Linked DNA regions of Mus musculus: regions 1, 2, 3, 4 and 6 are each linked to region 5. Evidence: chromatin loops called from intact Hi-C (ENCODE). Cell type or tissue: left cerebral cortex. All regions are shown on one strand.

Region 1 (5,000 bases), 320 kb before region 5:
AAATAAAAAAAGAAGGGGGGCTCAGGAAATATATCTCCAAGGTTATCCTATTCCTTTCCATGTAGAACTATCAACTTCAACAGGATGCGGCGACGCCCGGAATCTATAAGAGACTAGGAAACCAGGTCTTTCTTTCAATGTGGCCTCTCAGATACTTGATTGTTGTTGTTTTTAAGACAAAAAGCCCAGCAGGAAAATCCCAGGAGACCCATGCAGTGCCGTTTCTCTGTCTTCCCTGCCTCATGCCCACCTTTCTTTCTGAAATTTCACCAGAAACTTGGTCAGTTCCTTCCCCACCTGAAACAGGCTGCTCGTGTTCTTCAGACCGAAATCTGCTGCCTTAAGGTAGCATCTGCCTTTCAAGGCTGTTGACGTGATCAGCCACCTTCTCCTACCCAAGGACATCTCTTCACCTGCCCTGGGAATGGAAAGGATGTAGGTGGAACAGAACTTGCAGGTGGATATATATATATTAGTTTCTTCTTTGAAATTCTTTTTTCCATCGAACTAGTACTACAAAATAAAAAAAAAAATACACGTGGGAAAGCATAGATGCTTAAATGAGTTGATGTTACTAATGCTTAATGAATATATACTTTTGGGGAGGGAGGGTATCACCAAGTTAAGGCAGCAAGCACAACCCGGATTCTTAAGTCTTCAGCACATGTATGGAGCATCCGGGTGAAGTGAGTCTGGCTGGCCACCTGAATCTGATATCTCTAATGTCGCTCCGAGCAAGCAAGTGGACTGACTTGTGCACATGATTGGGATTTCTTCTTGCTTGTTCCATGTCCTAGTTCAATGTGCCCTAGGATGGGTGGCACCGTACACTGGATGTGTGTCACCAGGGGGGACAGCCAGTGGTTAAAATTCCAGGAGACACAAGGTGGCAGTGATCGAGGGGCACAATCCCACAGATGTTATGTCGTGAGAGATCTTCCTTTGTTTCAAACAGCATTTTATTAACTCGATTTTTTCTTGCTTTTTACCCGGAGCTAATGCAGGTGAAAATCTAACTGCTTCATTGTCTGGAATTTTCTTTGAGAATCCAATTCACCACAGCGTGTATCTTCTCTCTAATTACCCTGTCTACTTCAGTGTGATGAATAGTTTTTCTATTTGATTTGATTTTCTCTGCTGAGATTGTTTTTTTTTTTTTTTTTTTTTTGAATCGCTTGAACTGCCCCTCTCCAATCAGTTATATTTGTGAGACATACGTGTGATTATTATGGCTAAATATGAAACTGAGGGGAAATAGGATTTTAATGTATAAGAAAACAGAGTTGGGCTGGGCGTGGTGGCGCACACCTTTAATCCCAGCACTCGGGAGGCAGAGGCAGGCGGATTTCTGAGTTTGAGGCCAGCCTGGTCTACAAAGTGAGTTCTAGGACAGCCAGGGCTACACAGAGAAACCCTGTCTTGAAAAACTAAAAAAAAAAAAAAAAGACAGACAGACAAACAGAAAATGGAGTTGGGGTTGGGGGAGTCTCCTTGGATTTGCAGTCTATACTGCCGGCTGGGGAGAAACCCCTCCGTACCCCTGGTTGAAAAGGATGTCCATACAACTGGGCGTTGCTCTCTGTGCACCTCTGGTGCTACTGTTTCCATTTGGGAGAGTGTTTCCTGCTCTGTTCTGTATCCCTGGCTGTGACAGAAGGAAGGTGGGTTTTGTACTGACCCTGGTGCTTGCTTTTCAAGGGCTTTGCTTTTGTGTGACGTCATCGGAAGACCTAAGGCAGAACTTGTTCCAGAGAAGCTCCAGGCAGCTTTCGATGTACCAGAGAGAGCAGCTCCTCTCTGCTTCCCTAGCTCGACTTTGGAAGCGATCGCTCCTCTACTTGTTGCTTGGCACCTGTGGCAGGCAGAGTTCTGAAACCGGCACCTGATGCCTGCGTTCTGAACCCTAGCCTCTTGAGTACATGAAAGCTGTGATGTACTGCTGCCAATGACAAAGGTGATGATAGGCCGTAACTCTGTTGTGTGTTTTATAACAAAGTGTGTATGGGAGTGGGTGGTAGATGCAATCGAATTCTCCATCATTGACTTTAACTTAATCAAAGAAAAGATCATACTATTTTTTTCTCATTCCTGTGAAAAATACCTGATATAAGTAATTTAAGGAAGAGGTGATTCATTTTTTACTCAGTCTGAGAGAGTACAGTCCTTTGTGTTGGGGAAGATGAGGTCAAAGCTTCTTGTGAGACATGGGCATAAGGCTGCTTGAACAATGCTTTTCATATCAAGGACCAGAGACAGACAGACAGACAGACAGACAGACAGACAGACAGACAGACAGACAGAGACAGAGACAGAGACAGAGAGAGACAGAGAGACAGGAAGTGAAAGATGGAGAGAGAGGGACAGAGAGAGGCACATAGAGACAGAGAGGCACACAGAGAGAAAAAGGAAGGAAAGGGAAAGAGGGGGAGGGGGAGGGGGAGGGAAAGGATGAAGGAGTGGGAGAGGGAGAAGGGAAAGGTGAAATGGAGTTGGGCCATAGCTCCTAAGACTTGCCACCCACTTCGCAACCAACCCTACCTATGTCCTAAGGTTGTACAGGAGCATGAAACAGCGCCATCTGCTGGAAGGCATGTATTAAAACCAAACCAAATCCCAGGAGATGAGCATTACAGACAGACTCAACCCCTAGCAGAGTTGGCTGAGTAAACCCGTACCTGTCATGTGATCTCTTAATACAAGATCTAGAAGCTAGTGACTAGAAACGACAGTCTGTTTCCCAGTGCTGCTGGCATTGGAGAAGCAAGCCACACAACTCTAAAGTTGTGAGGAAACGAATTCTGCCAGCATCACAGGATCTTGAGAGAGGACCCTGAACACTTAAGTTGGCACTGCAGATTTGACCATTGCCTGGATATCAGCCTAGTTAGACCTTAGTCAGAACCCAGTTAAGACTTGTGGCTCATGTAAACCATCTGGATAAATCTACAGTGTTATGAGCCTCTAAACTCACTGCAAGGAATACAAAGGTAGAGGATTATTACAGTGCCCCATGTTCTATTCATTTGGGTAAGGAGCCTCTCATTTTGCCTGGCCCCAAGGCACAGTTCAGATCCATGCCAATCCCTTGTTCTCTGTGGTTTTACATGATTGAGAGAGAAGGATTCTACCTCGCATCTCCAACCCCACCTGGGTATCACTTATGCATTTTCTATCATTCCTATTTTCCCTGAAAAAATATTTTTGTATGAATAAGTAATAAATTGTGAGGCTAATGCTTTAATAATGAAATCTTGAGATATAAGATAAAGGATGGGAGACTGGATTAGGGACCATCCAGACCGAAAACCCCTGCATTATTGATGCCTCCTCTCTAGACTTCCTGTCTCTGAGACCCAGCTCTTCATTAAAGCCAGCAGAGCTTTCGTTTTCTCATGCACATACTGGATCGTCCTGGTCTACTGCTGGAGAAGTCCGTGTGCTTCATCGCTGTGTACGCAGCACTGGGTTTGATCCTTTGCACTGTGAAAAAGAAAACTCTTTTTTAAAATGTGTGCATGCATACCTTGTGGATAGTTAAAAATGTGTGTCGTAATAGAAGAAGCTTTTCAGTTATAACAGTCATTTTAAACTAGGGTGGCTCCTGCTTTTAATCTCTGTATTCAGGAGGCTAAGGCAGGAGGGTTGCTTTGAGTTGAAGCCAGCCTTGACGACATTGTGATGTGATTTCCAGGCTACCCTGTATTACTGTACTAGATTCTGTCTCAAGCAAACCCAATCAAACTTTAAAAGAAATCACTTTGAAAGCCCCCTGAAAACTGTTGATTATGACAGTTATAAACTTACAGCAATAGTTATAAACTTTATAAGCTTATAGGAGCTTATAAACTGAAGCAATATAAAAAGCCAATACACATGAATATCCATATGATGCCCCAGGAACTATGTATCTCTAGGGAAATTTTATAAAGTGTGTAACACAGAGCTCTTGTCAAGTGGTTCATTATGAATTTGATATGGACTTCTACTACTTACTTTAATAATGTGAGATCGTTTCACAGTTACTTTTAATATAATATGTTATAAGCCGATTAGCTATTATGTCCATTAAAGTTAATAAAATTGTTATCTGTCCATTCTTGAAGAAAAGAATCTTTATGTGAGCAAGACCAAAAATGACTATTCAATACAACTTACTCATATCATGTTTCTTATTTTTATCCAAATATACCATGCACTCCTGAGCGTATTATTCTTAGTGCAAATGGCTCCTCAATTCTATCAACTTGAAATGTTTTCCCATCCAGTCTGCCTGATAGAGTCCAATTCTGTCAGGTAATTTAATTAAAGGTTTATTAAAGCTGCTATATTAAAAGATTTTAAACTGGTTAATTTGCTGTTGTTGTCGTTGTTGTTGTCGTTGAAACAGGGTCTCTATATTGCTCTGGTTATCCTGGAACTTACTATATAGACCAGGCTGCCCTCAAACTCACTGAGCTCTGTCTGCCTCTGCCTCCCAAGTACTGAGATTAAAGATGTGCAACCACACCCAGTTGTAAACTGGATAACTGAAACAATGGAAGAGTATTTCTCTTCTGGATGCTGGGAAATGTACATCGAGGAGACCTGGTGGTTAGCTTTTGGGTTCATAGACAGAACGTTCTCTATGTGTCTACGTGGGGAGACAAATGGATTCTTTCCAAGCTCTTGTTAGGGCGCAGGCACCATTCATGAGCCCTCTACCTCCATGACCCCATGACCACATCTCCTAGGTGTAGCCTTTCCTAGCTCCACCAGGTTTGGTGCCTTGTGTGTACTTCTTGCAAATTATATATGGCCACATTTATTTGAGTTTCATGAGCCCCTTAAGTAGAGGGATTGAGTCTCAAAACAAAAAGTATCCCTAATGCCTAGAATGGTGACTAACTTACAACAGAAGTTAAATACTTGAATAAGTGAATGATCATTTGATTTTTTTATCTACCTACCTACCTACCTATCTATCTATCTATCTATCTATCTATCTATCTATCTATCAGAAT
Region 2 (5,000 bases), 460 kb before region 5:
GAAATGTGTTTAGGTTTTTTTTTTTCTTTCTAGAAATTGTCCTAATTCCAAGTTAAAATTTATTTAAGGATTGTTCTTGAAATGTGTTAGCAAGTGTAGCAACAAAATTTTAAACCAAACATTATAACACAATGCCATCCGAAGATGAGCTAATTTGATCCTCAGAAGCTGGGGAACAACAGCAAGAAAATTAAGGTCTTTGTTTTCTGAAAATTAAGCTGCTGTGTTTTGCTAATAGAAGAAAGCTTTGTATGTATAGAAAGGGGGAAATACACTGCAATTCATAACAGACAACAGTGTCAAATCTGAGCTGTGTTACAGGCTATTTGAACCCATTTCTAGTTAGGGTGTAGATCAAGCCTTAGCGCACACCTTCAATCCCTCAGGCTGGAATACAGACACATCCTTATACACGTCTTTAATTCCAAACAATGAGGGAAAAGGTAGTTTGCAGGAGGAAGCAGCCACTTTTGAAAGTGATATGTAATTGAGTTGCAGAAAAAAGTGACAAATCAGAGAAAGATGTGACAGAATAGGATATGCCCAACTCTCATGAGAAGAGGGAGGAGAGGGAAGCAGTTAAGGGAGAGACAGACAGTACAGGAGAAGAGATACAGTCCAGGATACAGTAGAGTGCATGGAACAGTGCAGCAGAGTTGAGAGGGAGAGTGGAGCAGCCCAGGGAGGGAGAAGGAGGCAGTGTTACCAGGAGAGTTTTACAGAGACAGATTGAAGAGAGAACAAGCTAGACACAGGCAAAGACAGAACGAGCCAGAGAATGAGAAGGAGCCAGAAGATTCGAACGGATTGCTAAAATCAGTTTGAGGCCAAGCAGAGCAGTTCAGAGGCTGAGAGAAGCCAGATGGAGTCAGTCAGCTGGGAGAGGAGTTTGAGCCAGAACAGCTGAGTTGAACCAGCCAGCCCGAGTTCAGGAAGCAGAAGAAAGGGTGAGCTTATTCAGCAGCAAGTCTCAGAGGGAGACTGGGACACTATGTTTCACAGATAACCAAGGGTTTAACATTCTTGGCCTAGATTAGATTGTGCAAAGACTAGAAGCTTCCAGGACTAGGCCTAGGTTAGCAGATGCAGGTAGTAAGCCTCGGAGACAACAGTCACAACAGGTGAATAAACGTTATCCCAAGAGTTGATGCCTTCCAGGAAGCTTTGGTTGCTACTGTATGGAAAGATGCATCCTGCAAAGTTCACCTGTGCACTTAACTGTGCATTGAGGCTACAGTGAAATCTCGGAATGCAACATAGGGAAGCACTCCCAGCAGCAATCTGGCTTCAATTAATATTAGGTCATTGTGTATTCAGAAACCTCTTACTGTTGTCAAAGTATCCATGGCTCACCTGGTACTGCTGCAACCCACGGTTAAGATTCGGTGCTGTCGGGTAAAGGTGAATTCATTCCCAGACAAGAGTGTTCATTGCCCTGATTGCCATATCATCTGCTAGAGTCATCATTGGCCAATTTTGGGGTGGGGGTAATTCATATGCATACTCATTATAATATACATACTAAAGAGCATGAATTTTTATAGAACCTTTGATTAATCCTTATCACGGTTTTCAGTTTTCTTGAGACCAAGTCTGTACACTCATGATACAAAGTTTAGTGAGAAGTTTATCCTAAGTGGCAACCTGTTTTCCTTATGAGGTCTGGTGTTATTTCTGTTTATATTCTTACCTTTCACAAATCACTGAACACTTAGGTGGGAAATTTGGTAATATATTTTCTTCTCTCTTACCAGTTCCACTCTCCCACTTTAAGTGTGATTCTTGCAGTCTCAGGTAAAGCAATCCTTTTATTTTCTCTCACTTTGTAATGCTTTGCTTCCTTAAGTTTTAATATGCAGTCTTTAGGCTTCAGTAAAATACAGACTTCAGTAGGACTACGTTAGTGCCTAATCGTTGCCTAAGAAGTTATTTTATACAACCTTTTAGCTGAATTTTTAATGCATAAATCTTCTTTGTAAAGCCACAGCAGAGTAAGCAAGCATTTACATGGCCCAATTACCCAAGCAAATGTTGAAACCAAATGTCTCTGTGTCCACACAACTGGGATGGAAAATCTGCAAGCTGTTGGTAAATGTTTGTTATAGACACAAACAGAATCGCTTGGGTTTGATTTTCTGGCTGAACTCTCCACCCTTGGGAGCACAAACTATGCGTGGTGTGATTCTCTCCCATTTGTGAGGGAGACTTGGGACACGATGTTCCACAGATAACCAAGAGTTTAACAGGGTATTCTAAAGAAGGGGTATTCTTCTACACAATGATGTTGTATGGTAGTTCTAAAATTATTACCTTAAATTAATTATAAAATCTGATAGGGAGGTGTTTTTTGGTGTCATATTGGAGTTATAATTTGCAGGTTGAAGCATTCATGGTCATGGCTTAAGAGAGAAACTCTTTTTGCTGATATCAGGCTTGTATAATGCTTTACATTCCTGTAATAACTGGATTATGGTTGGTTTTATATTTTATGTTTTTAAAGGAGGGTTCTGGATTTTCTTTTCTATGTATTATTATTAAGTATACATCGTATAGCTTTCTGCCTGTATATATGCCTGCAGGCCAGAAGAGGGCACTAGATCGCATTATAAAATGATGCTATGCATGGCCCAATCTGTGGTGTTTGCTGTATAAGAGAAAAGCTTGAATACAGAAACAACATGTTGTCGTAGGGTTAACTAGAAAGTGAAGTTAAGCACTTGAAGTTCCAGGCTAATATAGAATCTGGACCAGATAGAGATGAATCTGGTTTTGAATACTGGAAGGTAGAGGGAGCTTGCATTACCAGAGCAAGCATGGGTGGGAGGAAGACCAATGATGTGGTGGTTGGAATGAGATGGGTTGCCATAGGTTCATTTGGTTGAATGCTCCGTTCCCAGTTTGATGGAACTGTTTGGGAAGGATGAAGAGGTGTGGCCTTGCTGAGGGATTCATGTCATTGGATGCAGCCGTTGAAGGTCAAAAGCACTTATGCCTTTCCTGGTCTCCCTCTCTCTGCCTCATGGTTATAGATCAAGATGTGAGCTTTCAGCTATTTATCTTAGGAATTCTGACCTTCTTGAATTAAACACTTTCTTTTTACGAGTTGTTTTTTATAGTGGTGTTTTATCACAGCCATAGAAATGCGGCTAAGGCAGAAGTTGGTGCTCAGAATGAGGCATTGTTGTGACTAGCCTGGTCATGCTGTTTTGGAGGGATGGGGAAGACTTTGAGACTTTGGACTAGGAGACAGTTAAATGCTATAACTGAAGCTTAATGGATTATCCGAGTAGGACATTGGAAGACAATGGTGCTGAGAGTAATGGTCGCTATAGCAATCCAGATCAAGAGATTTCAACAGGGAGCAATGTTAGCAACTGGGCTAGAGACCATTCTTGGGATATTTTGGCAAAGAATAGTGCTGTTTTCTGCCTATGACCTAATAATCTGCTAATTGAAAAGTTTTGGGTTAATTTCCTTGGTGGAGATTTCAAAACAACCTAATATTGACTCTGTTGCATGGCTATTATTAAACACTCTGTGAAGATCTACAAAGCAATAGAGCAAGTAGAGAAAAGGAATACAAAATATACAGACTGAAGTAAAAAGGGCATCAGGAAATTTAATGTTGGAGCCAAGATTTGCACTGAAAGAGATGGGAAGAAGGCATATTCTGAGGTAGAATACAGGGAGGGATGTTCTCTGGGAAAGACCCCACCCAACCCAGCTTTTGTCACTTCTGTAAATGCAATTCAGTGGGGACAGGTTCTGTATCAGGTAGGCAGGTAAAACTTGAAAGTGTTTCCCACATGGTTCCAGCTTTAGAATTATAAAGGATACCTTAGTGAGAGGATTGTGAAATCTCCCTCTACAGCTAAGAAAAGCCACCGAGGACGGGCTTATAGCAGGGGAGTCTCTGCATGGAGGCCCTGAGAGGCTATTGTGCAAAGTGTAAAAATGAAGCCTGGATTGTGTTAGAAACCCCAAGACACTGGGGATGCCAGAGCTGTGAGATATCTGTTGAGAAGAGCTGCCTACAGGAGGGCGTGGAACCAGGGTGCTTGAGAGAGACAAGTGTGTTGCAAACAGCGAAGCCAGAAGGGTTCAGGCATTCGTGCCCTTTGACATTAGACATGGAGCTGTAGGGTCTGGAATTGTTCTGCTGGATTTCTGCCTTGCTTCAGTCTAGTATTTCCTCACAGTGTCTTCATTTCCCCCATTTGGAATGGTAATTTATATTCTGCCATACTGTATGTTGAAAGTATCTTTTTTTTTTTTTTAAATAGGGTGTTACAATTAAGAGAGGGCCTTGAGTCTGTAAAGAGACTTTCTATCTTTAAACTGTGTTTAAACTGTGTTGAGGCTGTAGAAACTACAGAGGCTTTTGAAGTTGGACTCAATGCATTTTGCCTTATGATTTGGCCATGAGCCTGAGGTGGCCAGAATGGGTTGAATGAGAAAGACTTTCATAGGCTCATATTTTCTTTTAATACTTAACCCCTAGTTGATGGAACTTGTTGGGAAAGATTAGGAAGTGTGTCTGTGATGGAGGAAGTGTATCACTAAGGGTGGGATTTGAGGTTTCAAAAGATTCAAGGCCATCCCCAGTATCTCTTTACCTTGTGGTTGTAGATTAACATGTGAGCACACAACTGTTCGTTTGCTCCGTTATTATGCGAACTCTCTGAAACCATAAATCCAAATTAATTGCTTTCTTTTATGAGTTGCCTTTATCACAGCAATAGGAAACTAAGATAGATAACATATGGGGAATTCTTAATTTGACATCTCAAGCATTACTTGACTTACCTAGTAGTTGCTTAACAGATACACAATCATGAGGATTCAGTGTTGTTGGTGTTTATTAAAGCCAACGTATTTTCTTTTTTTAACTCTTTATAAAACTGAACACCCTCATGTTGCTTCATAAACCGCATTGACTCTAAAGAATGCAAAGCATTTTCAAAAGTCTGAAGATGTTTCAAAATGTCTGCCCCATTCCC
Region 3 (5,000 bases), 200 kb before region 5:
AGAACCTGGAAACCAGGTCTGCTTTGACATGTAAAATATGCATCTTCATCTCTTGTCCAGGGGTGGAACCCAAACAGCTGATAGATATAAAAGTACTTCCAATGACTCAATAAACCTTAGCTATTAACCTCAAAGGGGAAAATTAAATGATACTCTTGGAAACAGAGAAGTGGGCTTAAAGATGATTTGAAAGTAATTAAATAAACACACAAACATATTCTCCAAATCCTTTTAAGAGACCTCATGTACACAATTTGCTTGAATATTTGCTTGGAATTTCTACTCCCAGAACCAACGTCTTCATTCAGTGAGGTTTCATTTCATGATTTTCTTGTTTCAGCCTTCATGGATTACCCTAGTTAACATGGCAGCTGTTGAAGAGAATTTTCATCCAGACCTAGGGTTTCTACCCAGCCTTTGGCCATTTAGTTCCTGTATAAAAGACACATATAGACACACACAGCTTTCATATTTACAATAAGCCTTAAACAGCACAAGAGCTGAGCAGATACCTACCCTCTATGCTATTAGAATCTACTTTTATATCAGTAACCCCCATGTTATTATTTACTATGTTTCATCTGGGCTGGTCTTAACTGGTCATTTGGGGGAAACATGGCATTTCCAATTGGCTAATCCTCAGGACAATATTTTCATGAACTTTTACCTAACTCATAATGGCTTCCCTTCCTCCTCACCTTCTCTTCTCCTTCTCCTAAATTCCACCTGTTTCTTCTGTCCAGTTATTGGCTGTAACATCTTTATTTACCAATCAGAAATAACTTGGGGGCAGGGTCACATAGCATCTCTTGAGCGTGTGTGAGGACTCCAGGTCTTAGGGACCAGCACTTAGCATTGCAATAGACATCAAGACCAAACCTCAACAGGCAACAACTATTGCTTACCCTCTGTCTACTTTAACAGATCTCTGGGACATGGAGTGCCTGAAGAGACACAGTAGAAACTGAGAAACCAGTAAGGAGACTTTCACAACCATCCAGTGGGAAACTAATGTGCGAGAATTAGGCAGAATGTAGGTGTATTTCAGAGGCAAAACCACCACAGGGAACTAGGACACAATTGGTTGTGGGGTGAGAAAGAAAAATTAGCATAAAAATGACAGGGAACCCAGAGGTAGAAATCTAGAGTTCAGGGTAGAAATCTGGCTAAAAAAATGGAAATTTTGCAATTGTTATGAATTAGGTAATAGGCAAGCCCAAGACTGCAAATGACTAGCTAGCAGAGGGAGCAATCAACAAAACAGGAAACAAGGCTTAGCATGCTGAGCCCAAGGACTCTTTGAGACAGACTTTTGGAGATAGGAGGAGGACTAAGCCAAAGAGCATGGGAAAGAACAGCCATGGGGTGTGAAGAAAGCAGATGAGTTAGGGGCTTAATGAGAGTGTCCCATCCAGGAGCACGAGAGGCTGTATTAGATGCACAGCTGGTAGGTTGAGTAGGAGGAAGATTTAGAACGGTCCATTTCGGCACTATGGGCATTTTGCCAGTGCGAGGAGGAGGGATGTGTCCGTGGAGGGACATGAATCAAAAGACTGCTTGGGAAGTAGGGGAGAAATCAGAATTAGCTGCTCGCTTGCAGAGCGGGAACATTGATTTCCATATTTTCTTACTTTAAGTTAATATTTCCTTTTCTGGATGAAAGAGGTGGAAATTGCCATTTGATTGCTTTTCATATGTTTTTTTTTCTATCTATGGAAAATTACATGATGCCCCCCAACCTGAAAATTGCTGTGCAGTATTTTGCTAAATGAATATTCCATTTTCTAGCATCTCAGAGAAAATGACACTCATAGCTTCCACCATCATGGAAAACCTAAACAAGCCCATACATTCTGCATTTTTCTTACCCTGGCTGTTATTTTTGTGATCCCTTCTTTAATTGGTCGAGGGGCATTTGAAAGATAGCAATAAAAAAAATCAATTTTCTAAGCCATGTTACATAGCTTTAAAGCACATCTAGTTCTCTCCGGATCAAATGGAAACATTAGCAGAGTTAAGTATCATTCATTGTTGCCATGACTACAGGGCCAAACCCTTATAGAAGACTTTTATTTTACATTCAGTTTTCTTGCCATAGCAACAGCAATGTTGATTTAAAATGTAACTTGCTAGATAGAATTTATCTTTAACATTTCTGTGTATTTTCCATGGTGTGTCTTGTTAATAGGACTAGACTTTAGATGACTCTCCTGCTCTTTGGAGATGAGACATCTCTCGGGATGTATGTGAGAAAAATCTAGGCTGCTCATTGCTTACAGGAATAGCAAGCTCACAGGACACATTTGCATGCATTACATTCCCAGAGCTTCAATTGAGGATATTTAAGTGACTTGCATTCAAGTCCAAGGTATGTCCTTTGAAACCTGAATTAGAATGGTTATTCATTTCAGAGTAATTAAAAATAATTTTCATCCTTTGATGTTGAGAAATTACTTTCTTTTTATTTTAAAGACAAAACTTTGTTTGTTTCATTTTTCCAGAATAATAGTGCTTCTGCTTCTCTCTCTCTCTCTCTCTCTCTCTCTCTCTCTCTCTCTCTCTCTCTCTCTCAGCATTCATAACCAGTTGGCATAGGATAAAAATAGAAAGTTTTTAAAATATGTTAAACCAAAGAGCCAATACTTTTGAAAACAACAGATTTAAGTAAAAGGGCTCTTTTCCTGTCTTCCCACAGTGCAGTGTCTTCTGTTGAGGACCATACAAGGCTGGACTGACTGCAGCATTACAAAGAAATACATTTTGGTGAGGGAGAAACAAAATCTCTTCGTTCCAAATGCAGTTCTCCACTGTAGGCCACTTACCCATCTGGCTCTCTCTAGCTGTGGGAAACACTCCTAGCACAGAGCATCCTTTGAAATGTCTAACCCCTAGGGGGACAGCCTTAGATGAGAAACTGCCCCTAGGAGCTTGGCTTATACAGGAGGAACAAAGAGGTTAGTGGTTGAGGGTACCAGAGGAAGGGCGCGTGGGAGAGCAAGAGCAGCTAGCTTCCTCTGCTGCAACAGGAGCTTCTTTCAATGCAAAATGCATGCCAAGATAGATCAGGCACTGTACCAAGAAGATACAATAATTTAGTAATACAGTCTGCCCAGGCAGCTGAGCAGCTGGAAATGAAGGAGCTTTGGGATTTGCTATAAACGGTGGGGAAATTGGCTGATAGCCTCTCTCCTATATTGAGCGAAGGGAGCAAGAGAAAAGATTATAAATGTTTGAAATCAGAGCCAAACTACATGGTCTGCTCTGGTCCAGGAGCTACCAGGAACCCAGCATCCTCTGGCTTCTGCATTAGATGCTGGTTTTTGGCAGGGTGTAGGACTGATGAACCAAAAGACAATAGAGCTGGCTGGCATGTGATTTCAGAAAAGCGGGTATTGACCTTAAATTGTTTACAGGGGAGAATGTTATCACCAACCTACCTGATGCCCTTAGTATGATCTGCTACCTATCTTGGGATGATTATTCAGTCCGACCAAATACCCCCAAGGTCATTGCTGACACCTGGAAGGTCCTGGGATGTTTTTCAAACTCCAGTGATACTCAGGAGCTCATAGACAGCATGTGATAGTGAGGCCACAGGAAGTTTTGAGTAAGCTAGAGACACAAAGTCTTGTAAATGTAGTGGGAAATCAGACTTACATCCCACAGCTGGCCCTCTGTTGATGAGCTATGTGATTCCCTGTCAGTGCCCATATCTCCTACTTCAGAAGCTTAGTAGAGGGCTTCAAAGAGATGGGATGACCTTGAACATAAAAGGCACATGATGGATGTTACTCCTTCTGTGTCCCCTTACCTTACCACCTACGGAATCTTACCCTCTGTGACCTTTGCCATAAATTCCTTTGCATGGAGTTGGAGTTTATTTAAATATTGTCACTTGCTTCTGGAAATGTTAGTTCAGTTATGAGGGAGAGGAAGGAAGAGAATGTAAATCCTAAGTAGTTGCCGCAAAGGTTCACCTAATGCCACTCTGTCCTGAGATGTAAAGGTACTCGTCACATCTGGATACAACTAGCTTGAACAAGTGAGCTCTGTGACTAGGGGGAACAGAAGGATAAGCTACAGTAGGGTTCATACAATGAATGATGTGATAATTGAAAACCATAGGTGACACTTTTCCTAATATTTGTGATAAAACCCAATATGTTTTTAAAAGCTTGTTGGAAGGTATAGACCAGATGTGTTATTATGATGGAGGTTAATTTTTTTCAATAAAAACAAGTTCATGTTAGATTTATGTTAAAAGGATACTCATATGACCATTTTGCATGATAATTTTTTAACTAAATATCATGTAGTAGTTATTTGTTATTATTTTGTTTTGGGGTTTTTTTGTTATATTGTTTTTTGTTTGGTTTAGTTTTTTTGTTTTTGTTTTTGTTTTTTTTCCAAGACAGGGTTGTTTTCGTGTAACATCCCTGGCTGTCCTACCTAGATTAGGTTGGCCTCGAACTCATGGAGCTCTGCCTGGTGCTACTTCAGGAGTACTAGGATTAAAGGCAACATACCCAGCTCAGGAGAATCATATTTTCAAAGAATTTACTTGATTTACATCTGTAGTTGAAGTAGTACCCTTCTTCATTTGTAAAATCCTTAGAATACTTTGTTAATATAAAATATCTCATATATTACAAGGTACAAATGTACATAACAAATCCATCTATTAATAAATCTACATTTTAGTAGAATACAGGTTATTCGGGGTTATAGTAAATACTTCTGGGTTCCAGTGAAGATACTTTTGAATAAATTTTTTATAGCTATTCATTTTATAATGCACGTATTTTGTTTCAAAGTACTAGCTCAGCCTAGGAACTCAAAGGGTCTTTCTGCGGTACACACATGCAAATACAATTTGCTCAGGACACTAAGACATTGCTTGCTCTCTTTTCAGAGTCACAAAATTATATGAGGTATGTCTCACCAGAAAAATTTGAAAACTCTAAGCATGTATGCATTTAAAATTATAAGAATATACAGTA
Region 4 (5,000 bases), 540 kb before region 5:
GCTATTATATAACTCCTGCCCTCCTTTGAATTGATGAATAGTAACAATTTCATGTGAAATCTCCTGCATAATAAGATTATGCAAGTTTGGAGAGAAGATACACCCTAAGGTAATATTGCTTTGCATAATAATTGTACAGGAATTTGAAGCACCAATGAGCAAAGCCCACAAAAAAAAATGAAATTCTGTTGTTGATGAAAAGCACCTGTCATTTAACCAATCATCTGATTTAATTTTTTTTTTTTTTGTAAAACAGAATCTTTGTCTTCAAATTATAAATTTTGCCTTATGTTCTAAGCCTTGGTAAAAGCCAAGCCAAGTTAAACAAATCTCTCTAAAATCTCCTCAGAACTTTTAAGATTTTTTTTTTCACTTTATAAAAGAGAAATATTGATGGAGGAGTGAGAAGTGGTAAGCTGTCATTTAATGTTCTTTCTCTTCTAGGATTTTTGATGACACCTGCATAGAACTCAAGGAGTTGACATGAAAGTGTTCTTTAATAAAATCAAATAGATGCCAAGCTCTCATTTGGATTTCTAATGATTAGAAACCTTCTTTTACAATGTGGTCAAATGTAGCAGGCCCTCAAGTCATTGAACTAATAATTTTTTTAAAAACATTTTTTATTAGGTATTTTCCTTGTTTACATTTCCAATGCTATCCCAAAAGTCCCTCATACCCACCCCCCCAAACCCCTACCCACCCACTCCCCCTTTTTGGCCCTGGCGTTCCCCTGTCCTGGGGCATATAAAGTTTGCAAGTCCAATGGGCCTCTCTTTGCAGTGATGGCCGACTAGGCCATCTTTTGATACATATGCAGCTAGAGACAAGAGCTCCAGGGTATTGGTTAGTTCATATTGTTGTTCCACCTATAGGGTTGCAGATCCCTTTAGCTCCTTGGCTACCTTCTCTAGCTCCTCCATTGGGGGCCCTGTGATCTATCCAATAACTGACTGTGAGCATCCACTTCTGTGTTTGCTAGGCCCCGGCATAGTCTCACAAGAGACAGCTATATCTGGGTCCTTACAGCAAAATCTTGCTAGTGTATGCAATGATGTCAGCGTTTGGAAGCTGATTATGGGATGGATCCCTGGATATGGCAATCACTAGATGGTCCATCCTTTTGTCACAGCTCCAAATTTTGTCTCTGTAACTCCTTCCATGGGTGTTTTGTTCCCATTTCTAGGAAGGGGCAAAGTGTCCACACTTTGGTCTTCGTTCTTCTTGAGTTTCATGCGTTTAGCAAATTGTATCTTATATCTTGTGTATCCTAAGTTTCTGGGCTAATATCCACTTATAATTTTAAACTAGCTTTATCTATGAGATTAACTTACAAACAGTAATATCTTTGATAATATTTTATTCACTTTTAAAGTAGGGAAAGTTCTTGCCCAACTTTACCGGCTATTACATATCTGAAGTATGTTATAAATTATTAATGCCAGTATATTACATATATGTATGTATATATATGTACATATATATATATATATATATATATATATGTGTGTGTGTGTGTGTGTGTGTGTGTGTGTGTAAATATATTTTATATTCAAACAATTTATATGAAACACAGATATAATTTGAAAGGAAATCCTGTTTTCAGTCCTATGTCAGTAACATGACTTTACTTTTCTCAAATTGAATTCAAATAGTCTCTCCATGAAATTTATGTTTTGTGGCTCCTTTTCTCTTTGTCTAGTAATGCAGAATTATCTTAATCTTTCTTAAGCTTAGACTATATAAATAAAGATCTACTTTCTGTGGAATTTTCACCTTCTTCCTTCTGGACCTTTAAAACTATAGGTGTTCAGTAAAAAGTTTAAAAGGCATTTGAAACAAAGAAATACTTCCGTGTGTCCATGAGGTTTCTTTTCCATATACATATATGCATATATATGATTATATTTATTTTGATAAAGGCTTTTCAAATACCTTTTATACAACTCTAATAGTCCTGTCCACTCAATGGGAGGAAATCCAAGCCTGACACTGTAAACTTAGTCAACTTCTTGAGGGTAGTAAGGCCCTGGAGCCTAGATGAAATACCTTCTACATTACTAAAGCAGAATAAACAATAACTGTATTCTAAATACCCATCCTTATGTTCACAGATCACTGTAGCTGTCACCCCTCATCAAAGAAGCTTCATTCACAGCAGATGGGAATTGTTACTCAAAGCTACAACTGGCCGAAGTGCATAGGTCAATTAGAATGGGCTGCCCATCTCCAATTAGTACATTGACAACACACCACACTTAATACTCAGGGAACATATAAGAAAAACGTGTGGAAAATTGTAAGAACCAAAGGATTAGGACGTTTGCTGCTATGTAGACCCCCTTTTTAAAAAAAGAGGACTCCAGGTGGACAGAAAGGGAGGAGACTGTGCAGGTGGGAGGAGTTAGAGGAATGAATAGGACCAAAATTTTATGTCAAATTCTCAAAGAATTAATAAAAATATTTTCTTTTTCAAAATAAGTTTTACATTGCAGATTTCTATTCTGACTTTAGAGGGCAGTGCTAAACCACTAATTTTCCATGCTTTTGTTATAGCCACTTGTAATGGTTATTGTAAGATAAAGCTGAAGTTTCAATCATGATATTTGCAATACAATCCTTAATATGATTTCTATGTAGTAAAATTAAAACAAGAGCCCATTTATCCAGTACTTTATCTAATAGACACTTAGTAAGTTTATTATAGACAACACATTGTAGATGACACAAAAATGAATAAGTCTGTACTTTCTTTCAAATAAATTAAAACTGAATGGGGAAGTTAAACACACTATATATGTGTAAATGCCAAAGTGTTCTGTGTGCAATCCCAATCCTTTTGTGATTGTGATAGTAAAACTATCAATAATGACGATTTTATGTGTTAGTTATGGAAGTAATTCTAGCCTCATAGCGCCTTACAAAAGTAGAAATGATCAATGCACCTATTTTGGCAAGCAAGGAAACTGAGAATTAATGAGATTAAGTATTTACTCAAAGCTGCTTAGCTAAGAAGGTGCAGAGCTAAGGCTTAATGTGTTCTTGTTTGACTTCAAAGCAGCCAAGGCTTTTTGGCACTGTGCTTCCTTACTTCAAGGCCTATGTGAAATGCCATAATGTGCATGCTTGCATAAGCAATGGTCGACATGTAGAACAGAGTGATATAATTTAGGTTTGTGAGAAATCTGGGAAATGTTTACCTAAAGGGCAAAATCTGAACTATACCTGAATCCATAGAGTTACAATAGCGGCTAAAATAATAATTAATATTTATTGAAAACTTATCATATGCCAGTCACTCTGTATCTATCACCTCATTTGATTAGGAGGAAAAAGAACGTCTAAGTGTTATTTTTTTATTGTGTAAGTAAGGCAAGCAAGGCTGGGATTGGTCAGATCTGGAAATGTGCAGTTTGAATTTGAATCCAGGATTATCTGCTTATAGAAGCTATATTTTAAACCCCCATTATATACTGAATAGAGAAGTAAGGTAGACGGGATGGATAAAAATGTGGGACATGACTGTGTAAGGCTAAATAATTCTACTTGACTGTAGTCTGGACTGAATATAATGAAATAAATGAAAAGGCAAAGGAGGGTTTCAGTATTACAGGTTTGTAATCCCAGTTATTTATGACATGAGTTCAAGGTCAGCCTTGGCACTTAGTGAGGCCCTAAAATTGGATGGGTAGAGAGATGAGAAGGATCTGGGAAAACTTTGGTTGTGGGGATCATGATCAAAATATACTGTATAGAAATATAAACCAAAAAGAAGTTTAAAAAAACCAAATAATTTTTTGCTTCCTGAGTTCTGTGGATTGTATTCTAGGTATTCTTGTCTTTTTTGGATAATCTACTTATTAGTGAGCACACACCATGCATGTTCTTTTGAGTCTGAGTTACCTCACCCAGGATGATATTTTCTAGTTCCATCCATTTGCCTGCAAAACTTATGATGTCCTCATTCTTAATAGCTTAAGAGTATTCCATTATGTAAATGACCCATATTTTCTGTAACCATTCTTCCATTGAGTGACATCTGGGTTGTTTCTAGCTTCTGGCTATTACAAATGAGGTCACTGTGAACATAGTGGAACATATGTTCCTGTGGTATGGTGGAGTATCATTTGGGTATGTCCAAGAGTGGTATAGCTGTGTCTTCAGGTAGATCTATTTTCAATTTTCTTAGGAACCTACTGAAGTTGGGGACCCCTGTGGTTGTATTAGGGAAAGGCTGGAAGAAGATGAGAAGGGTGACCCCATAGGAAGATCAGCAGTCTCAACTAATCCAGATCCCTGAGATCTCTCAGACACTGAGCCACCAACCAGGCAGCATACATGCGCTTGTCTGAGGTTCCCAGCACATATATAGCAGAGGACTGCCGGGTCTGGCCTCAGTGGGAGAAGAAGGGCCTAATCCTCCAGTGACTTGAGGCCCCAGGGAGTAGGGAGGTCTTGTGGGGGACTAATATCCTCTTGGAGACAGGGGGAGGAAGAATGAAGTGAGGAACTGTGGGAGGGGGGCACAAGGAGGGGGGCAACAGCTGGACTGTAAAAAAATAAAAGTAATAAAAATAATTTAGGAATGCTCACAGCCATCCAGTGGACAGAGCACAGGGTCCCCAATGAAGGATCTAGAGAAAGTACTCAAGGAGCTGAAGGGGTTTGCAGCCCTATAGGATGAACAACAATATGAATAAACCAGTACCCCTAGAACTCCCTGGGACTAAACCACCAATCAAAGAAAATACATGGTGGGACTCATGGCTCCAGCTGCATATGTAGCAGGGAATGGCCTAGTTGGTCATCAATGGGAGGAGAGGATCTTAGTCCTGTGAAGGCTCTATGCCCCAGTGTGGGGGAATGCCAGGGCCAGGATGTAGGATTAGTGAGTAGGGGGTAGGGGGAGGGATAGGGGATAGATGGTTTTCGGAGGGGAAACCAGGAAAGGGGATAACATTTGAAATGTAAATAAAGGAAATATCTAATAAAAATAACTT
Region 5 (5,000 bases):
GCTCACTCACATGAGGCACCTGGGCGTGAAGTGCTTGAAAGCATCCCAAGTGATTTCAATGTATAGCCTCTGTCACCAGTGGGGAACCATTCAAAGGATTTTAACCAGGAGCATAGCATGATCAAAAAAAAAAAAAAAAAAAAAAAAAAAAAAGGTAAGCATGGCGAGAAGCTGGCATACTTAGGGAGAAGTAGCTGAGTCAGCAACTCTGTAATATAGCCATTTCCAGCTATGTCTATATCAGGCACAGAGGCCATGGTGGGCATCATGATGATGGTGATGGTGATGGTGATGATGATGATGATAAAAACACCATTGGCTGCCTCTAGCATTGAGGGCATGCCTAAATTAGAAGTCAGTAAATAGAGTCGGTTTTCACAATCGAAACCCCATGTATCAAAAGGACGGTAAATTATAGTCAGTATTCAAAGGAACAAGGTAATATTAGACATTCCACGGAAGCTTTTGATGGTGGCTAACGTGGCTTCAGTTTGACCCCTCGGAGGCTAAGCTTCTGTCCGATGGAAATTTTACTTACTGTTTATAAAGAGAAAGACACACCGTGCAGCCAGGTTTCAAATGTGCCCTCTTTTCTTTCATCTTTATTTTGGAATCGGGTCACTTTGCTTTGAAGCCTATATCCACCACTCAGTATGTGGTCTTAAGTCACTTCCCTCTCTGGGACTTGGTTTCTGGTGTATAAATAGAGGACAATAATATCTGGCCTGCTGGTTGCTAGGCTTCCTGGGAGGCTCAAATGACAGCTTGCTATTACCCATCCCATTCTCTTCTCTCCGGTTTTATTTTTCTTTTGCCTTTTCTCGGTGACTTCCCCAGATCACTTTCCCAGAGTTGGCTGGAAACCGGTCCCTTGGGACACATCTTCATAGCTAGCAGTGTTCGCTTCTTCCACCCACAGCTCACGGGGCGGTGCGTGGGGGCTGGGGGAGCACAGGTTACCCCATCTGACGTATAAACGCCAGTCTGCAAGAATGAGGTCTCTCTGTCCTTTCCTATCCGCAACTCCAGTCTCTGAGGGTCTCCCACCCAACCCCCTTTTCTTCGATGTTGATTTTTAGGTACAAAACTGCTAGAGCTTTTACCTGCAGCTATGTGTGCACCGACATTTGACCCTCAGCAGCGACCTGGTGGCACCCAGATCTTTGTTCTTGAAACGGAGGGCAGAATAGCGGCTTTACCCAGAGGCCTTGGATTCTTCGTTCAGCCCTGAGCCATGAACCTAACAAATCTAAACCTGTCTGGAATTTGCCCCAAATTTTAAATGTAATGACCCATAATGGTGGGAACCTCTACTTTCCAAAGCAGCTCAGTAGTCCCTATTCTCTGAGACTGTACTTTTGCATCATATAATAAAGAGCATTGTAGTGAAGCCAGTGAGGTTTGTGTTGTTGTTGTTGTTGTTGTTGTTGTTGTTGTTGTTGTTTTGCTGGTTTTCTCACATTTCTAATACAACAGATAATTTTTTGTTTGTTTCTTGAAGAGACTTTTTCCTTTTTCAAGACATTTAGGACGGAACTTGTTACTAAAGAAATTCGGCTGTGTCGCTGGTAAATTATGACAAACTGCTCGTGCTCCCGTGAGATTTGAGAGACATACCTAATGAAATACCCTATAGAGTATAGAAAATAAAAAGGAGCCGTCCTCCATACATGCAAATGCGTATAAATGCAAATAACCACTCTTGCATGTTGATCCACTGGAGAAATCGTTCCGTTTCTATTTTAAGAGACAATCCGATATTATGCTTAAAGGACAAAGAAAGCCAGAAAAACTATTAAGAATTTTGAAACCTATAATGCATGCTATCCTGCCAGAGACGGGCAGTAAGTAATGTGCCAGAGAAAACGGGGAAGGTCAACACAGCCATCAAGGTAGGGTACAAGGTTCCTATTCGCCATTATGGAAATCAGTGGAAACCTTGAACGAATAGTAATGAGCTCGGTGATTCTGTGGCTTAGAATTCATATCTGTTTTAAAGATGTGTAAGGATTGCCAGGAGTTTAATTTTAAGCTATTTTGGTTTTTAAAGAATGTATTATGTTAAACTGCAAAGTGTGGTCTCAAATGCTTTTTGATCTCAGGCAAAGAGCTTGTTAGCTTGAACCTCAGAATTGGAAGCAGTTTTACTGTACAGACTTTTGTCTGACGCTCTACCGCCACCTGGTGGCAATGTACCTAAAGTACAGGACAGGGTACTAAATGAAAAACCAAATTCTTTTTTTTTTGTTGTTTTTGTTTGGTGGTGGTGGTGGTGGTTTTTCGAGTAGAACTGAAGTTTATTCTGTGTCAGTTTTATACCATTCCCTATTCCTGACTCTTTGTCACTCATTAGACTCTTATTTTTTTGTAGACATTCGAACACAAATTTCAAATACCACATGATTAAAATTGTTTTTACCAAAATGGAAACAGTGCAGTCCACAGATTAGATTAATCTGAGTGACAGGGCTCCTTTAAATATGCATATATTACTCACCAGCACACTTCTGTTTACCTGTTTATAGATGCCTTAAAATAGAATAAGGAAGGAAAATGATTAGTAACCGTGCTTTAAAAAAAAATCACAGTTTCACAAAGAATTCTTCAAGGCTTTAGATCCTAGCTCCTCCACAAGCCTTCCTTGGGCAAGTCACTTAACCCTGAACCCTCCATTTCCAAGACCCTGAAATCTGAGTTAATAACCTTCTCTATGCCCCTGATGATACCGCTCACGGGTTTGAAGAAATAACCCAGGAACATATGATCACAGCGCTTTGCACTCAGGTTCTCTCCTTTAAAGAAGACTAAGCAACCATCCAGTTTCCACGTTCCCAAGATTGACAGAAGCATTGTGAGTGATTGCCATTCTGCCGCATGCACAAAACGTGCAAAAATACACACCCTAAAACAGCTGGCAGTTGTTTGGTTTATGAGCCAGACTAGGCTGGAAATTTCTCCCAATTTCATCCGACCACACACGCGCGTGCGCGCGCACACACACACACACACACACACACACTTGTAGCTGGCTCTGATCTACTGGGGTAGAAAAGTCGGGGTCTTGGATGATCACAGCTGACATGACCAGGATTTATTTCTCTGCCCAGTCCTCTAGCATGCATCCTTACAATAGAAGAGAAACAACAAAAAACAGGTGTGCACTGAGATGTCTTGAAGGTGTTTTGTTGTATTGTGTGTATGTGTAATTGTATATGTGTATGTGTATATATGTGGGCATATGTGCATAGGAATGCAGGTGCATGAGGACCAGAGGCCTCAGAGGCAGGTGTACCCAACAAGTTTTCTACAAGAGCAGTATGCACTCTTAATCACTGAGCCATCTCTCCAGCCCTGGGCATGCTCTGTGCTGAACCTCTACTTATAGCTCATCTCCTAACAAATGGCCGACAGGAACTATTTTGAATACCCAAATCAACATGGGAGGAGAGGATCTGACCTGTCTCTTCACAGAACAAGCTGTAAATTTACATAGGCACAGGGATGGATGGAGAATACGGGCCAATCAGTCTACCACAACAGCTCTGATGAGCAAACAAAGGAGAATGGCATTTGGAATTATGGGTAGTCAGATCATTCTTTGTAAGCTCTGACTCGGGATTTTTATTTTTAATTTTAAATCTGTTTTATTTGTTTATTTATTTATTAAATTTTACTTAATGTATGAGTGCTCTGCTGCATATATATGTGTGTGTGTATATACATATACATATACATATACATATACATATACATATACATATACATATACATATACATATACATATACATATAGGCCTGCCTGAAGAGGACATCAGATCCCCCTATAGATGGTTGTGAGCCACCATGTGGTTGCTAGAAATTGAACTCAGCCTCTGGAAGAGCAGCCAGTGCTCTTAGCCATTGAGCCATGTCTCCAGCCCCTCTGACTCAGGTTTTTTGTTGTTGTTTTTTTTTTTAATGAAAATCATCTTTAAGAACATGAGACATAAGAAGTAAAAGGTCCAGACAGAAAACTTTATCAGACTCTTAAATGTTTGGGATCAAGAATGTCAAAATCAATGTACAGTGACTTGGATGATAAACGGGCTGCACGATAGTGGAGTCACCAGACCTGTGAGATGCTGAGAGTTTATTTATTAGGTCCATTGGCCATCAGACTAGCCTACTTTAGAAGATGAAATCCTGACGTCTCCTCTCGTGGAGAATCAATTCTGTGCTCATTCAACTATGTGATGCAGACTCTGCGCAAAGTGGAGGTGCAGCCAGCGGGTTCTCGGTGGAACTGGGTTCTAGGAGCTAACTGAATCTTCTGGGCATGTTCCAGGGAACACACCGATTAGAGCACTAAGAGAAACACCTCATTTCTGCCTGTCTCTCTTCGCTGACGAGCTTCTCCTCTAGAATTTGTCCCTAGACTCTTCCTTCTCCTCCACCTGCAATGTCAGTGTGGTGACACCACCACATAGGGCAAGTCCCCAAGCAGCCTTTTCACCTCTGAGCAGAATGCTGCCAAGAGTGAGTGAGCGTTTGGCTTTCTTCCTGAAATCTGTATTCAGACTATGCATAAACCCTTAGCATCTCCAGAACCATTCTGGACCCATTGAGGAAGCTGGGCTCTAGAGTCAGACTGCTAGAATTTGAACCCCGTCTGCCTTGGTTTGGTTTGGTTTCATTTTGCTTACTGTGGTTTGGTTTGGTTTGGTTTGGTTTGGTTTGGTTTGGTTTGGTTTGTGGTGTGGCGTGGCGTGATTCTGTGTGGTTTGACTTTGTTTGGTTTGATGTAGTTTGGCTTGGTATGGGTTGGTGTAGTGTGGTGTGATTTGGTGTGGTTTGGCTTGGTTTGGTGTGATTTGGTTTGGTGTGCTGTGGTTTTGATTGGTATGGAGTGGTATAGTGCGGTGTGATTCAGTATGGTTTGGTTTGGTGCAATTTGGCTTGGTGTGGTTTGGTTTGGTGTGGTATGGTGTACTGTGATTTGGTGTGGTTTGGTTTGATTGGTA
Region 6 (5,000 bases), 110 kb before region 5:
GATGACCCTTCCTGAGCTAGCTGCTTCAGCCGGTCGCTTAGCTTAGCGAAAGCACATGCTGACAGAAGAGCCATGAAGTATTTATTGTTTGTTACTTTAGGTGAAAAACAAACACTTGGGTCAATTAGCTGTCAGGGTATGTATAGAAAGGGGCTGGTGTACCAAATGCATCGGTGTACTTTCGAGTCCTGGTCTGTGTGCAGTCTAAACCGGGCGTGTGCAAACTTCTCAGTGTGCATATAGGTGAGAAGGAGGATGGGAGGCATGCAAACGACAATGTAGTTTTCTAATCATTCCTAGACCTCCCCAGACACTCATCAGCTCCCCTTGTTAAGCTCCTTCAAGCTACATCACGGTTCTCCTCACCTTCCCTTGCTTTTAAGGTCCCATCGCACATTATCACTGATCCCTAAATTTAGGGAGACCTACATGTCACAAGCATGTAGCACACAAATGACTCGTAGGTGTCCTTAATCGTTCCTCTGAGATAAAATGCTGAGGCTGGCACCTGCAGCACCTTCATAAGCCTCTGAGGGCTAGTCAGAGCTTTGACATTCCTTTTGCCAGATTGCTTTTCTCCAAAGTTGACTGAATTATTACAGCTTTGAGGGTTATTAAGATGGTTAAACTTCTACTCCTACCAAAAAATGTGTATGCCTACAAGGTTTTTAAAAATGCATAAATGTGGTCTATCATATGAGCATCAAGTAATATATGCATATAACCGTTTAGGGGTATCTTGTTGTTTTTTTTTAATTAATTAATGAGCTATGCGTTTCTTTTTCTTGTGTCCATCAGACAGTCACTGGTTATACAGTTGAGACTCTGTTGAAATAGGATGGAAGGGGAAGTTGTTGCAGCCCTAGAGAGGTTTAAGACTTACTTAGGGCAATAAACAGATGGTATTAATAATTACCAGACCTAGCAAACAAATTGAGTATTGTTTTGGCATTAGTTATATTGACTACATTTCTCTGCATAGCTACTTTTCCCCCCTGTCTCTACCTGAAACAGGGCATGTCATTCCCAAGCCCTGGTCCAAATCCATTCTGATCCGTGAAAAGTTTAGATTCACTGAGTTAATCGTCCATACTGAAGGATGATTAACTTTCAGCTTAATTTTCCTCTGAGTATTAAACACTTATGAACAAATATAATCCCCCTTTGAATGTATTTAATGAGAAGGTAATCTCTCTGGTTTTAAAGAGAATTTGAAGAAAGAGTGTGCAGAACAGTCATGTGAGAATTGTGCACCAAATACATCCAAAAAAAAAAAAAAGAGCATCGTAGGAAGATCAACGTCTAATCCTAAGTTGTGGCTTTATCTGTTTATTTCCAAGTAGTGTATGGAATCTTCCAGAATATAAGATCACCTTGTTAACTCAGATATGCCAAGGACTTGTACTATGAGACAAAATCAAAACAACAGCTTTGATTTGCCATGTAGAAGGATTAATTAATTGTGAAGATGAAGTAACTCATGAAACGTTGTCATCAATTCAATGGTGTCATCAATTAGTGCATTTCAGGCTTTCATGCACCATTTGTTTGGGGCCAATATTGTGAGAAAAGATTGTCTACCTTTACGATAATAGTCTGTTGGTTGCCGTAGGCTACTTAATGCTGAGCTTAAAGCCCTCTGTGGTTGGCCCACTTTAAGAAACAGACTTCATTAATGTAAAAATCTGTTAGACCTGCTCAGCTTCCATTCGGTGTCATAGTCTAGCTTTTGTTTTTTTTTTTTCTTGTGGCATATTCTGACCTGCATTTATTCATTCTGTTGCCTAAGCAACAAGCACCACGCTCCCATTAACCATGATGTGGTGTAGGTCTTTTTAGAAGAAGACAGTAGACATCAAGAGGATATAATTAATGTTGGTTAAAATGCCATAGTATATCCATGCGTGCACTTAGTTATGGAAACATATTCTACTTGTGGGTTAAGTGTAAATGTTTCGTGTAAATAACATTTGAAGAAAGCATTTACTCAAGGCTTATTTTTTTTTTTTGCTAAATATATTCTATATACTCTTAAACATAGACATAATATATGGTTAATTTTTATCTAATGACAATCATTAACTTTAGTAAAGATGACTTGATACTGATTCCTGAACATGGCTAGAGAAGAAGGAAGTTCCTCCCCCAAATGCTTTTAACTCTTTATTGTCTTTCATCACTTCTCCTCGGGCTCTTAATATTTACCCTTGATTCATAGGTACAAGAATTATAAACTTTTGTTCTGTGCCTTCATCCTGGTTTATAGGACATCAAGGACAGAGATTAGATCCAAAGCATCATTAAGAATATACAAATAAATAGAAATTGGTACAATTCAAGAAGGGCTACAACAGAGCCTTAATTAAGCCAGCTAAGACTTTGGGGAAGTCATGTGTGTGTTGACATCACAAGCCCTCACCAGTCATGCGTCTGAAGTCTTCCCTAGTCCCGCCCTGCCTGCTTCCTCTAAAGACATCACATCTGCTCCCCGCATAAGCACAATCTCCCTGCTTCTCACCAGACCTGGGGAAGCCGTGGGGTCCTCTGAGCCTTGTGCTTCTTCAGCCTTTGCAGTGTATGTAACATGACTAAGTTTTAATGCTGTTTATTTTCCCAACAAGGAGTTTAGGGATGTGTTCGTTGTTATGCAGACTTGCTGGTTTTTCCCTTATTATATTTATTGCTACTGCCATCTTTCTTTTTCTGAGTTAGATGACTGCTCCCTAAGTTGTCCAAATCACAAACCCTCTATTTCTATGTCTTTGCTCCTTATGTCCTCTCCTGCTTCTCGGGGACTGTCATTTCCTTTCTTTCCCTTATACTTTTTATTCTCAAAGTTCTCCCTGCCTGGTTTACATAACTTCCCTTAAGGACTCTAGTCCATAGTAGTTTGTCTTTCCAAACTCGCTTAGTGGTTGGATTTTGCAGCCATCGTTCTAGAGTTAGGAATTAAGTTCCCATTCGTCTATATCTTGTCTTCTCTACTAGAAGAGAAACTCAGCAAGTCTGTTTTGTGTGTGATTTCCTTGCCTTTCTCACAGCTCCTAACATAATGCTATATGTTTAGAAACTCACCCGTAAACACCACATACACAACAGATTGACATGACTGGACCTTCATTTATAAACTAAAAATCTTTTTGGTCAATGAGAGTATGGAGCATTAGTTGTCTCACTGTGGAATTGAGTCCTCTATAAATATTTTCCATGTGTTAGAAAATGTTAGTTACTAGGGATATGATGATGAACAAAACATGACCCTCAGTCAAGGCATACTGTTGTCCTGAGTATTTGCCTACACATCCCACAAACATTCCTTCATGCATATAGAATATAAGACAGGAATCTTGCCCCTTATCTTTTCTTACAATCAGAATCAATCAGCAGATTTTCCTATATTAAGTTAAATACATAATGGAAAAGGCAAACAATCTGTTGGAGTTCAAAGTCAAGGCAAATGGAGCTAGTGATAGCATCTATCACTCCTAAGCAGTACTACAGCAGATTGGTGGTGTGAAGATCATATTACAAAGGGTCTATTACTTGGAGGAGGACTGACTCAGAGCCTCTCTGGCCTCACTACCCAACACTTACATTTGTAAATTCTAAAGGGGAAAAGAATGAAATTGTATAGTGCATCATTCCTTTAGCAGCTCCTGTTGACCTATTGACTTGAGGTGATTTGACCAGTGTTCGGGATAAAGGCTTTATGGAATTGATTATAAAGGTACTACTGGAAGCCACACACAAATTGGCATTTCTGGGAACTTGAGCGGATAGCATTCATAAAGCTCAAACTGGAGGTCAAAATGAGAAGTTCCCGTTACACACTGAAAAAGACCCAAGGAGCTATTGGAGGTTATAGAGGTCAACAGAAGATGGAAGCAAGAGAGGCCAATAGGTACATACTTAAATGAAAATTTTCTCCCATGTTTGTGGTGCATGTATGTTACATGCTAATAGACCTACAGATCTGTCCTATTTTCCAGAACTTTGCTGCAGAGCAAAGAGCTCAGTTTGCTTTGCAGCTGGTCTGGAAAAAATGACCTTTTAAGTCTTAGCAAACCACCATCCAAGTAAGAAGTTAGACCTGTAGACAACAGAAATAACTTGACCGTAATGGCTAAGACTAATCATTCCATGATGATTTCTTACTTAACAATGTTTTCAGGCAAATCTAGGAAGTTTTTATGATGTATAAGTATAAGAGAAAAATGTCCATTTCCTCTATCTTCCTGTTTCTGAAGCAGACTGGGCTTTGAATTGAGTGGATGACCTCATATTATAAAAAACATCTATACATTTCCAAACTCATTTAGGACAGACAGCAGTGGTGGACTCATTCTTACAAAAGTGGCTTGTTTTTGGTTTTGTTTTTTTTTTTTGTTTTTCAACCATTGACATTTAAAATTTGTCAGTATCTATCAGTCAGTGCCAAAGGGGAGTCATTCTTTATCTGGACAACAGCTAAATTACAAATACAGGAAGCAGCAACAGCAAATGGGTGGTAGGGGACAGAGAAAGGCTGACTTCTCGTCAGCATGGTCTTGTCTCCCTAGTGATCTGCTTTACTCATGGAGTCCAGCAGCAATGCTGTTTGGGGTGATTATGTTAATATTTTGAGCTGTCTAAAGGTACAGGAGAAAATGTTGGTGTCACGAGAGCTATTAATTGTTCTTATACATGCCATTAGCCCGGGAAAGGATACTGATTGCTTGTGCTGCACAGCAAGTCAGAAATGAGAGCATGTGCTAGATTGACCATGCTGAAAGGCTGACTCTCAGGGAGGATGTCAGCCATGGTTCCAATCTGGTGATGGAAAGGAGCCTTTTCCTCCATCTGGAAGTTACTCTGATTAAAATTTTAAGCACTAAAATATGTTGCCCCATTTTCTAATAATCCAGTAATGTAACTCCCATTACTAACTAATGTTCACATGAATTAGCCTCTAATTTAGTCATGGAGCACATTTGCATAATTTGATCTCCAGAATTGCTTCA

Evidence for each region. A loop is a pair of places that touch in the nucleus more often than their neighbours do. Peaks named below come from ENCODE experiments on the same cell type or tissue, not always from the same donor. Only the 100,000 strongest peaks of a DNase experiment are listed, where the experiment ranks them.
Region 1: a loop joins it to region 5, with 2.9 times the contacts of the local background. A loop is called at or near these places in 4 of 42 quality-filtered maps.
Region 2: a loop joins it to region 5, with 2.5 times the contacts of the local background. A loop is called at or near these places in 6 of 42 quality-filtered maps.
Region 3: it touches region 5 in a loop (2.7-fold over the local background); 5 of 42 quality-filtered maps call a loop at or near these places.
Region 4: a loop joins it to region 5, with 9 times the contacts of the local background. A loop is called at or near these places in 12 of 42 quality-filtered maps.
Region 6: it touches region 5 in a loop (4-fold over the local background); 6 of 42 quality-filtered maps call a loop at or near these places.

The regions. Positions count from the first base shown.
Region 1 is chr10:90,371,095-90,376,094 of GRCm38, forward strand. All of the region lies in intron 12 of Anks1b (ankyrin repeat and sterile alpha motif domain containing 1B), which reads left to right. Among named protein-coding and RNA genes, the nearest start is that of Anks1b, 500 kb to the left of the region's middle. In left cerebral cortex, a CTCF peak has its summit at 2,592 (motif pointing left); a DNase peak (open chromatin) is centred at 2,595.
Region 2 is chr10:90,232,887-90,237,886 of GRCm38, forward strand. All of the region lies in intron 9 of Anks1b (ankyrin repeat and sterile alpha motif domain containing 1B), which reads left to right. Among named protein-coding and RNA genes, the nearest start is that of Anks1b, 360 kb to the left of the region's middle. In left cerebral cortex, a CTCF peak has its summit at 2,594 (motif pointing right); no DNase peak of the experiment used is centred here.
Region 3 is chr10:90,492,172-90,497,171 of GRCm38, forward strand. All of the region lies in intron 12 of Anks1b (ankyrin repeat and sterile alpha motif domain containing 1B), which reads left to right. Among named protein-coding and RNA genes, the nearest start is that of Apaf1, 590 kb to the right of the region's middle. In left cerebral cortex, a CTCF peak has its summit at 2,894; DNase peaks (open chromatin) are centred at 1,060, 1,489, 2,251 and 3,007; H3K27ac peaks cover 2,850 bases.
Region 4 is chr10:90,149,181-90,154,180 of GRCm38, forward strand. The region is part of intron 8 of Anks1b (ankyrin repeat and sterile alpha motif domain containing 1B); the gene reads left to right. Among named protein-coding and RNA genes, the nearest start is that of Anks1b, 280 kb to the left of the region's middle. In left cerebral cortex, a CTCF peak has its summit at 2,512; DNase peaks (open chromatin) are centred at 2,452 and 3,068.
Region 5 is chr10:90,688,165-90,693,164 of GRCm38, forward strand. The region is part of intron 17 of Anks1b (ankyrin repeat and sterile alpha motif domain containing 1B); the gene reads left to right. Among named protein-coding and RNA genes, the nearest start is that of Apaf1, 390 kb to the right of the region's middle. In left cerebral cortex, a CTCF peak has its summit at 2,178 (motif pointing left); DNase peaks (open chromatin) are centred at 898 and 2,162; H3K4me3 peaks cover 596 bases; H3K27ac peaks cover 2,140 bases.
Region 6 is chr10:90,577,692-90,582,691 of GRCm38, forward strand. The region is part of intron 15 of Anks1b (ankyrin repeat and sterile alpha motif domain containing 1B); the gene reads left to right. Among named protein-coding and RNA genes, the nearest start is that of Apaf1, 500 kb to the right of the region's middle. In left cerebral cortex, no CTCF peak of the experiment used is centred here; DNase peaks (open chromatin) are centred at 325 and 2,453; H3K4me3 peaks cover 2,979 bases; H3K27ac peaks cover 4,884 bases.